2 separate regions of the Homo sapiens genome follow, and region 1 is linked to region 2. A link is an interaction called in ENCODE POLR2A ChIA-PET data of the cell type or tissue named here. Cell type or tissue: GM12878. All regions are shown on one strand. Each heading gives the region's core, and the rest is flanking DNA. Links, peaks and the distances in the headings are about the cores only.

The links. Peaks named below come from ENCODE experiments on the same cell type or tissue, not always from the same donor. Only the 100,000 strongest peaks of a DNase experiment are listed, where the experiment ranks them.
Region 1: POLR2A ChIA-PET joins it to region 2 with 5 read pairs; 2 of 35 experiments call an interaction of 5 or more read pairs at or near these places.

What each region holds. Positions count from the first base shown.
Region 1 is chr19:28,065,776-28,070,169 of GRCh38, forward strand. No RefSeq gene overlaps it. Among named protein-coding and RNA genes, the nearest start is that of LINC00662, 270 kb to the left of the region's middle. In GM12878, for the core only: no CTCF peak of the experiment used is centred there; a DNase peak (open chromatin) is centred at 2,266; H3K27ac peaks cover 2,503 bases.
Region 2 is chr19:28,150,572-28,154,965 of GRCh38, forward strand. No RefSeq gene overlaps it. Among named protein-coding and RNA genes, the nearest start is that of LINC00662, 360 kb to the left of the region's middle. In GM12878, for the core only: no CTCF peak of the experiment used is centred there; no DNase peak of the experiment used is centred there.

The DNA.
Region 1 (4,394 bases), core at 151-4,150, 85 kb before region 2:
GGATGTCACAAAATCCCCATAAATTGTCCTTAAATTATTGCCCATGTTTTATTAAAAAGTATTATTTAGGAAGTAACCTCTGAAAAGAAAGAACTCTTTTAATTTTCTTTACTAATATTTAAAAATTTAGTCCACATATAAAAGCATGTCTGTCATATTATGCCCCAAATCCTCTTATTGAGCAATTGGAAAACATATTCCTAAGCTGAGGCTTACAGTCATTGCTCGTTATCTGCAGGGGTTGGTTTCAGGACCCCCACAGATTCCAGCATCTGACAATGCTCAAGTCCCTGGTATAAAGTGGCACAGCATCTGCATATAAGCCATGCCCGTGCTCCTGTGCACTTGAAATCATCTCAGATCTCTCCTCAACCCCATAGGCAGGAACTGCTATGCAAATAGTTGTTATCCTCTCTGCCAGCCCCTACCTCCACCTACCTTGTCTTATGCCTCTCTTCCATGTGACTTTTCCTGAGCTGCATTTTTTAATATGAAATAAACCTGTACATATGAGTAGAGTGCTTTTCTGAGTTGTCTGATTCATTCTGGTGAACCTGAGGGAGGTGTTGTGGGAACTCCTGAATTGGTAGTCTGCCAGGAAGAAGCCTCGGCAGCTAGGCCACCCCATTGGTTGCTGGCATCTAAGTGAGGACAGTGCTGTGGGACCGAGCACATAATCATAGGCCTGCTGGCCATTTGTATGTCATTTTTTGAGAAATGTCTCTTCAGGTCATTTGACCATTTTTAAAGAGATTATTTTGTTTTGCTGTTGACTCGAGTTCCTTATATAGTCTGGATATTAATTTCTCATTCGATGGATAGTTTGCAAATATTTTCTCCCATTCTATAGGTCATCTCGTCACTCCCTTGATTCTTTGCTGTGCAGAAGTTTGTTAGCTTGTTTTGGTCCTATTTATGTATTTTTGCTCTTCTCACCTATGGTTTTTTTTAAAAATCTCAGCCCAGACCAATGTCTAGAGGAATTTCTCAATGTTTTCTTTTAGTAGTGTTATATTTTCAGGTTTTCCATTAAAGTCTCTAATCCATCTGGATTTGCATTTTGCATATAATAAGAGATAGGGGCCCAGTTTTTTCTCTACCTTTGAATGTTCAGTTTTCCCCTTATTTATTGAAGAGACTCTTCTTTCTTTAATGTATGTTCCTGGTGCAGGTAGGAACGGAGTGCTAGTAGGAGCTGGGTGCATGGCTCGAGTAGGAGCAGGAGCAGAGTGCTGGTAGGAGCTGGGTGCACAGCACAGGTAGGAGTTGGGCACGGGTAGGAGTGGGGTGCTGGTAGAAGGTGGGTGCACGGCATGGGTATGTACGGAGTGCTAGTAGGAGCCGGATGCATGGCATGGGTAGCAGCGGAGTGTCACCGCATGCCTCCCTGGAGGACCTGTCGGGACTGTGGCCCCAATGGCAGCCTGGCCCTGCCTCAATGGCCTGGGCTCTGAACTGCAGGATCTCACAGGTGGAAGAAACCTTGGAGACCCGCAGCCCCCAGGGCCATGGTGGCTCCCAACAGGGGAGGGCCACCCAAAGCCCCCTCCCATGGTGCCCTTGCCAAGGAGTCCCTGGATGGGCCTGTTTAGACTCCTTTGATGATGGGGCCCCCATGACCCCAGGACAGCCCTGACCATCTCTTACTCACTGTTGACCTTCCTTCAGACCAGGAGATGCACAATATTTGCCAATAGGAATCTCCCATCTTCCCTTAATTCAACTGTTTCACTGACATCCCACAAGCACCACCCCCCATCAGGTGCCCTTAACCTGTGTCCTCGACCCCATTGACCTTCAGAAGGCCTCACCCATCCAGTGGCTCCATGGCAGAACAGGTCTCCCAGAGCCCAGGCCATGGAGCAGAGCCTCCCGTGGCACCAACAGTGGCAGCAGTACCTGTGCATGCTCCCATGTCCTGAGCATGGACTCTGGACAGAGCAAGGTCAGGCTGCAAGGCTGTCTTTAGTCAGGGCCTGACCCTAGGACAGTGTGGAAACACTGGAATGGTTTCAGAAAGGGATGGACAGCATTGGATTTGAGGTCCTTAAAAGTGACTTTGGGTACTGTGTCGAGAGTGGATGGACTGGCAGGAGTGAGAGGCTCAGGGCAAGTGAGGAGGCAGCTGAAGAACTCAAGAGGCAGTCAAAGGGGGACTCGAGGGTGGGAGGAACAGGCACATCTGTTCACAGCTGTGCCTCAGAAGCCCTGTGTTTCACACACTTGCCGATTTCAGAAAGGGCCATCCATCATTCTCATGAAGTGTCTACTCATTCTGAAAGAACTCATCTAGATCTTGAGTGGCTGCCTGTTCTTTCCCCTTAGAGTTACAATTATCATTTTCATTTACTTCCAACTAATAAATGCAAGTGGCTGATTCTGATGAGACCTGTTTCATTTCCTGCTTGAAAGTCTAGAGCAAGAATACTTAGCTCAGAGACTGAAAGTCTAGAGCAAGAATACTTAGCTCAGAGACTGATCTGGATGAGGCTGGGGAAGGAGACCACCAGAGCTTAAACGAAGCCACTAAAAGCAGTAAGAGAAACAACTGTGAAGCCTGTGAGAAAAGCAGGGTGTGTTTCTGATAAGGAAAGGTATTAAGTGTGAAGGAAATGTTTTTATTAAAGAAAAAGTACTTTGTCCTTAACTAAAATGATTCGTTACTCCAGAATGAAAAAAAAAAAAGAGTAGGGCAAAATATAAATGGACATAGAAAGTTGTAGAAGGTTTGTGGAAGGCAAATGCATATGTGGTGAAGCCAGTAAGATTAGATACATTTATTTATAAAATTCATTAAATGTGGCCAATAGTGTACCGATGCAAAACTAGAATTTCTATTTCTGTCTGTTAAAACAATGGTTTCTTAGATTGTTGGTCGGCTTTTTAAAAAGATTGTAAAAAGTTTTTCTTTACCTTTTAAATTATTTGCCCAGGAAACAAAGATTTTGTATCTAATCATCATAATTTCTTGGGCTTAATGTTAACCTTTATCAGGTCCTTGCTTATGTAAGAGAATTAGTGCTCCTTACTTTTAAAAGTGCCTCTCAAAAGCAGATCCTAGATGAAACTTTCTTCTCCAATGGTCTTGAGATTTCCCAGAGGGATTTAGAAAAACCTGAGAGAATTTGTTCTTTCATCTCATGAGGAGATATGTTCAAAATAATGTGGTTTATTTGATAAGTTCAGTTGCCTGGAAAGATGATGTCAAATAAGAAACAAAAACCTTCCCTTGGTTTTATTTGCATGGGTAGAAAGTATTAACATAAATATTTCAGAAATTGTATGAAATTCCTAGAAATGTGTCAGTGTCTCTACTGCTCATAATGTGTCCGGGTATGTTATCAGTCATAATTCCAGCTGTTACTTTTAAATGTTGCATGCCATGGAAATCACCTAAATCCCTTGTGAATTGCATTATTTTTATAATGAGGTCTCAATAGGCCTTTAATATGGTCATTTTAAGTCTTGTCATTCACAGATTTTGTTATTCTCTTATTCTTCTTTAAAATATTTTCAGTTACCAGCCAAAGTGGCTCCTCTTCAAAAAAAAAAAAAAAAGTGATGGTCTGAGACCCATAGGGGCTTCGAGTAAACGTTTCCGATGACATTTACTTACATAATTTTGAGATCATACCACTTGACTGAGTTAAGATTTGCAGAATGAATGGAGGAGCTGACGGATGCATAAAACTGCTAATTCAAGATCAAGCAGAACAGAATTTAATCACATAGGACTGAATGAACTGATAAAGAATGATAATGGATTTTGTTTGAAACATTACCGGCTCACCCAGGCGCAGTGGCTCACGCCTGTAATCCCAGCACTTTGGGAGGCGAGGCAGGCCAGTCATGAGGTCAGGAGTTCGAGACCAGCCTGACCAACATGGTGAAACCCCGTCTCTACTAAAAATACAAAAATTATTCAGGTGTGGTGGCGTGCACCTGTAATCCCAACCACTCCAGAGACTGAGGCAGGAGAATTGCTTGAACCCAGGAGGCGGAGGTTGCAGTGAACTGAGATCGTGCCATTGCACTCCAGCCTGGGCAACGGAGCGAGACACCATCTCAAAACAAACAAACAAAAAACTCATAAAAAAAGAAACATTGCTGACTCTTTAATGTAGTATTTTCTGGGTGTATGGAACTCCTTTCTCTTTTCTGTTCAGCTGTCTACAACTCATAGACTAAATTTTGTGAACAGAAATAAACATTTTATCTTCTCCCTGCCTGATTCCTTCAGAATTTAGAAACTCTTAAGGGCAATAAAATTATTTGCATAAGTTCAAAAAGAATCTGTTCTCTTTGCAACAGGACACAATTAGAAATATTGGTTATATTACCAAGGCCTTGACTGGAATGTCATATTTGGGAATAATGCATAAAATCAGACATGA
Region 2 (4,394 bases), core at 86-4,085:
TTTTTTGTCTTTTACTAATAATATGTTTTGCTGACTGCATCCACTGTCTGTTAGGCAGCAAAGAGTCTTTAAACTGTGGAAAGACGGGACACGTGACGTGCCTCTCTCTTTGTCCCTTGGGCAGAAATGTGCTGAGAGAACACTTCCACCTACCTCACAATGTTGAATCCTCACCACTACCTGTGAGTCTTTTGTTCCTTTTGTGTGTGTGTGTGTGTGTGTGTGTGTGTGCGTGTGTGTGTGTGTGTGACAGAGTCTTACTCTGCTGCCCAGGCTGGAGTGCAGTGGCACCATCTTGGCTCACTGCAACCTCTACCTCCCAAGTTCAAGCAGTTCTCCTGCCTCAGCCTCCCGAGTAGCTGGGATTACAGGTGCCCAGCACCATGCCTGGCTAATTTTTGTATTTTTAGCAGAGATGGGGTTTCATCATGTTGGTCAGACTGGTCTCCAACTCCTGACCTCAGGTGATCCGCCCACCTCAGGCTCCCAAAGTGCTGGGATTACAGGCGTGAGCCACCGTGCCCAGCCTCTGTTCTTATTTTAAAGGCAAAAAACTGAGGCTCAGCAAGGAGGACAGTCTGTTCAGCACCACAGAGCTAGTCAACGTTGTGATCTGTGCTAGTTTCCTGGGGCTGCCTTAATAAAGCTCCACAAACTGATTGGCTTAAAACAACAGAAGCTCATTGCCTTGCTTTTCTGCATGCTAAAAGCCCAAATTCAACACGTTAACAGAGCTGTGCTCCTTTCCCAACCTCCAGGAGGATTCCTGTCCTTGCCTCTTCTCACCTCTAGTAGCTCAGCTGCTCTTTGGCTTGTGATAGTTGTGGCAGTATCGCGCCAAACTCTGCCTCCATTTTCTCTCAGTGCCTCTGTCTGAATTGTCTTTTTCTTATAAAAACACCAGTTCTATTGGATTAAGGATCCATTCTATTCCAGAATGACCTCATCTTAGCTACTCCCATCTGCAACAACCCCAGTCCCAGATAATGTCACATTCTGAGGTACTGGTAGTTAGAATTCCAACAGACCTTTTTTGGAAAACAAAATTCAATCTATAACATGATCCTAGCTACAACTTTGGTGTCTTTTCTCCAATTTCAAGGCAAATTCATCTGCTATGGGGAGGAAATCTTCCACTACACCAGAGTGGCCATCGAGTTAGAAACAGAAGCTATACCAGGCAGTTTCGTCCTTGTGGCTGGCAGGATGACACATGACCATTTGCCTGGGAAAGTCCAGGTTTATGCCTGTGACCCAGAGTAAATACTAATAGTGCCCTTTCCATCTCAAAGTTGATGAATTTTGGACAATTATTTGACATCCCACTTAGAGTAGACATTTTCTGGAGCATTTAGTAAGTATCAAACACTGTGCTAAGACAGTCACAAGCATTGTCTTAGACGATAACCTTATAACATAATTGTCCCCACCTCACAGGTGGAGGAACCCAGGAACTGAACAGCCACAGCCCTGCAGCTGGCAAGAGGCAGAGCCAGGGTCTTAGCTCAGGTGGGTTTGATTCCCAACCCTGTGAACTTCATCACGGTATCCTAGTGCCCCCTGGGTGCAGATGGAGCGCAGATTCCTATTTTATTATTCAGAAACTTCAACGAGCTGAGCTAAGCCTCTTCTCAGCCTTCCCTTCCCCAAGCTGATATTTTACAAATCGCAACCATAATCAAACAATTGTTCTTTTGAATGCATTGCGCTGATTGTTCTGAAAGGAAAGTCATAGGCTGATGTGTTCCTGGATGGAGCAGAATCTATCATTTTTCTACTCAGGAAGAGGCTGGCTCTGAAAACACAGTGGAACAAATTCATCACCCGGGAATGGCGCTAACTGCGTTTCCACAGAGGCCCTGCAGCTCTGGTGGCTGACACTGGGGGCAGGTCTGGATCTCTGCAGTGAAATTGTCCCTTCAGGTTGGGTGCCACTTTGATATTTAAGAAGGAAGATTCCACTTCACACAAGTGACCCCTTTTGCTAAGAATAACTCCATTAGCTGCTCTTGAAGCATTGTGGATCAGCGATTGTTTAGTAGCTGCGTGGTTTTGGTGACTGTTTTGAGTTATACATGTTGTGTCATCTGATGAAGAAGATTCTCATTTTAGTGAAAGTTTGAGGAGTGAGTGCCATGCCTGCCTCTGTGAGCCCTGTCCTGAATGCTAGCAGGCATCACCTTGGATTGAAAGCTGGAAAGTTAACTCTGATGCAGGAATACAACAAAAAACATTCAGTGATGCACCTTGTTTAACAAAACCAAAGATTTTGTCCATCCCGTCATAAAGACAGCTTCTGGTAAATTTGGAGAAAGAGAGGGATATTTCTTATCTCTCCCTGAGAAAGTGCAGGCTACGTCTTGCACCTGTGCCGCCACCTTCTTTAATGGGCCGAGTGGTGCACCCTAAAATTTGTTGAAGCCCTAACCCCTAATGTGACTGTACTTAGAGACAGATTTTACAGAAGTAATTAAGGTTAAATTAAGGTCATAAAAGTGGAATCCTAATGACCTTAGAAAGCGGATCCCTTTGTCTGCACGAACACACAGTAAAAAGGCCGTGTGAGGACTCTGAGGAGGCCGCTGCCTGCCATCCAGAGTGAGAGCCCTTACAAGACTCTAACCCTGCTGGCACCAAGATCTGAGACTTCCAGTCTTCAGAATTGTGAGAAAATAAATTTCTGTCACGTAAGCCTCCCAGCCTGTGGTATTCTGTTATGACAGTCTGAGCTGACTAACACAGCCTTGATCTCCATAGCCCCCACCCTCCACACTGACATGCTTCTCTCACCCTGAGGACTGATCCTTTTCCTTCATTCCCCAAAAGCACCACACTTTCATAAAAGCTTGGAAGCATGCTGGGTGACTGCAGCACAGAGCTTATAACAAAATCATGAATGTGATTGCAGACATAAGTCTTCCTAGAGATAAACCTAATTGACAACTTCCCCCTGTAGGAAATTTTCTACGGCCCTTATATCAGCATGCTGCTACACTTTTCCCAGCACCCTTCTTACACCTGTCATTTTCCCTGCACTTCAAATGAGAAGGAAATTCCTTCTATAGAGTCTGGGGCCCTGTGCCCATGTAGGGGATTTTCTCAAGAAGACCTCGATAATACAGGGAGAACAAGCTATTGAAGAAAAGCCCAAAATTCAAGTAAGGGTGAGAACTGCAACCTCCCTACCAAACTGGTGAGGTCAAGCTAGCACCCCTGATGGCAGACACCGGGGAGCTACAAGGAAGGAATGTGGGCACAAAGTAAAAACTGTGCTAAATTGCCAACGTTTCCAGTTTTCCAGCTGTGGCCATGGTAGCCAAAGCCATCGTAGCCCAGCCAAATTTACTGAGCATTTCTGGCTTCTGTCTCCACAAAGCCAGATGAAGGAGTAAAAGGGAAGACTTGGAAGCCTAATATCTCTAAGACACTATAAAGACAAGAAATGGATAACAGTGGTCACCAGGAAGGAGGCAAAACTGGAGATCTGGAGAACAGAAATGGAATAAAGACTTCATTTTTCACTCTAGATTCTCAATTTTCACTTAGTTTTCAGGGCTTTTTTTTTCTAATCATAGATTAGCAATTAAACACTTTTAATAAAATGATTTTAACAGCACTAAATTACATAAGAAAAAAATTCACAGTGCTATAGAAAATAAACCAATGGCCAATGAACATAGAAAATGCTATCAACATGACTCATCATTAAATAAATGCAAATTAAAGGTAGTAACAATAACATCCAAATTACTCCTCAGTGATTTCTCAAAGAACTTAGAATGGCCGTTTGAACCAGCAATCCCATTGCTGGTCATATATCCAAAAGAAAAGAAGCTGTTGTACCAAAAAGACACATGCTCGTGTGTTCATCACAGCACTATTCACAATAGCAAAGACATGGAATCAACCTAAGCTCACATCAGTGGTAAGCTGGATAATAATTCCATGTACACCATGGAATACTGGGCAGCCATAAAACAGAATTAAATCATGTTCTGTGCAGCAACACGGATGCAGCCAGAGGCCATTATCCTAAGCAAATTAACGAGTAAACAGAAAACCAAATACCACACGTTCTCACTTATAAGTGAGAGCTAAACACTGGGTACTCACGGACATAAAAATGACAATAGAAATTGGGGAATACAAGGTTGGGGGAAAGGGTTGAGAAACTCCCTATTGGGCACTGTGCTCGCTACCTGGGTGATGGGATCCATCATACCCCAAACCTTAGCATCACGCAGTATACCTATGTAACAAATCTGCACATGTACCCGCTGAATCTAAAATAAAGGCTGAAATTATTTTTAAAAATATTCCTCACTGGCCTTATAAGTAGGCTATATTCTCAGCTTGCCAGAAAGACTATTTTAAGAGTTGCTTTTTAAAAATTT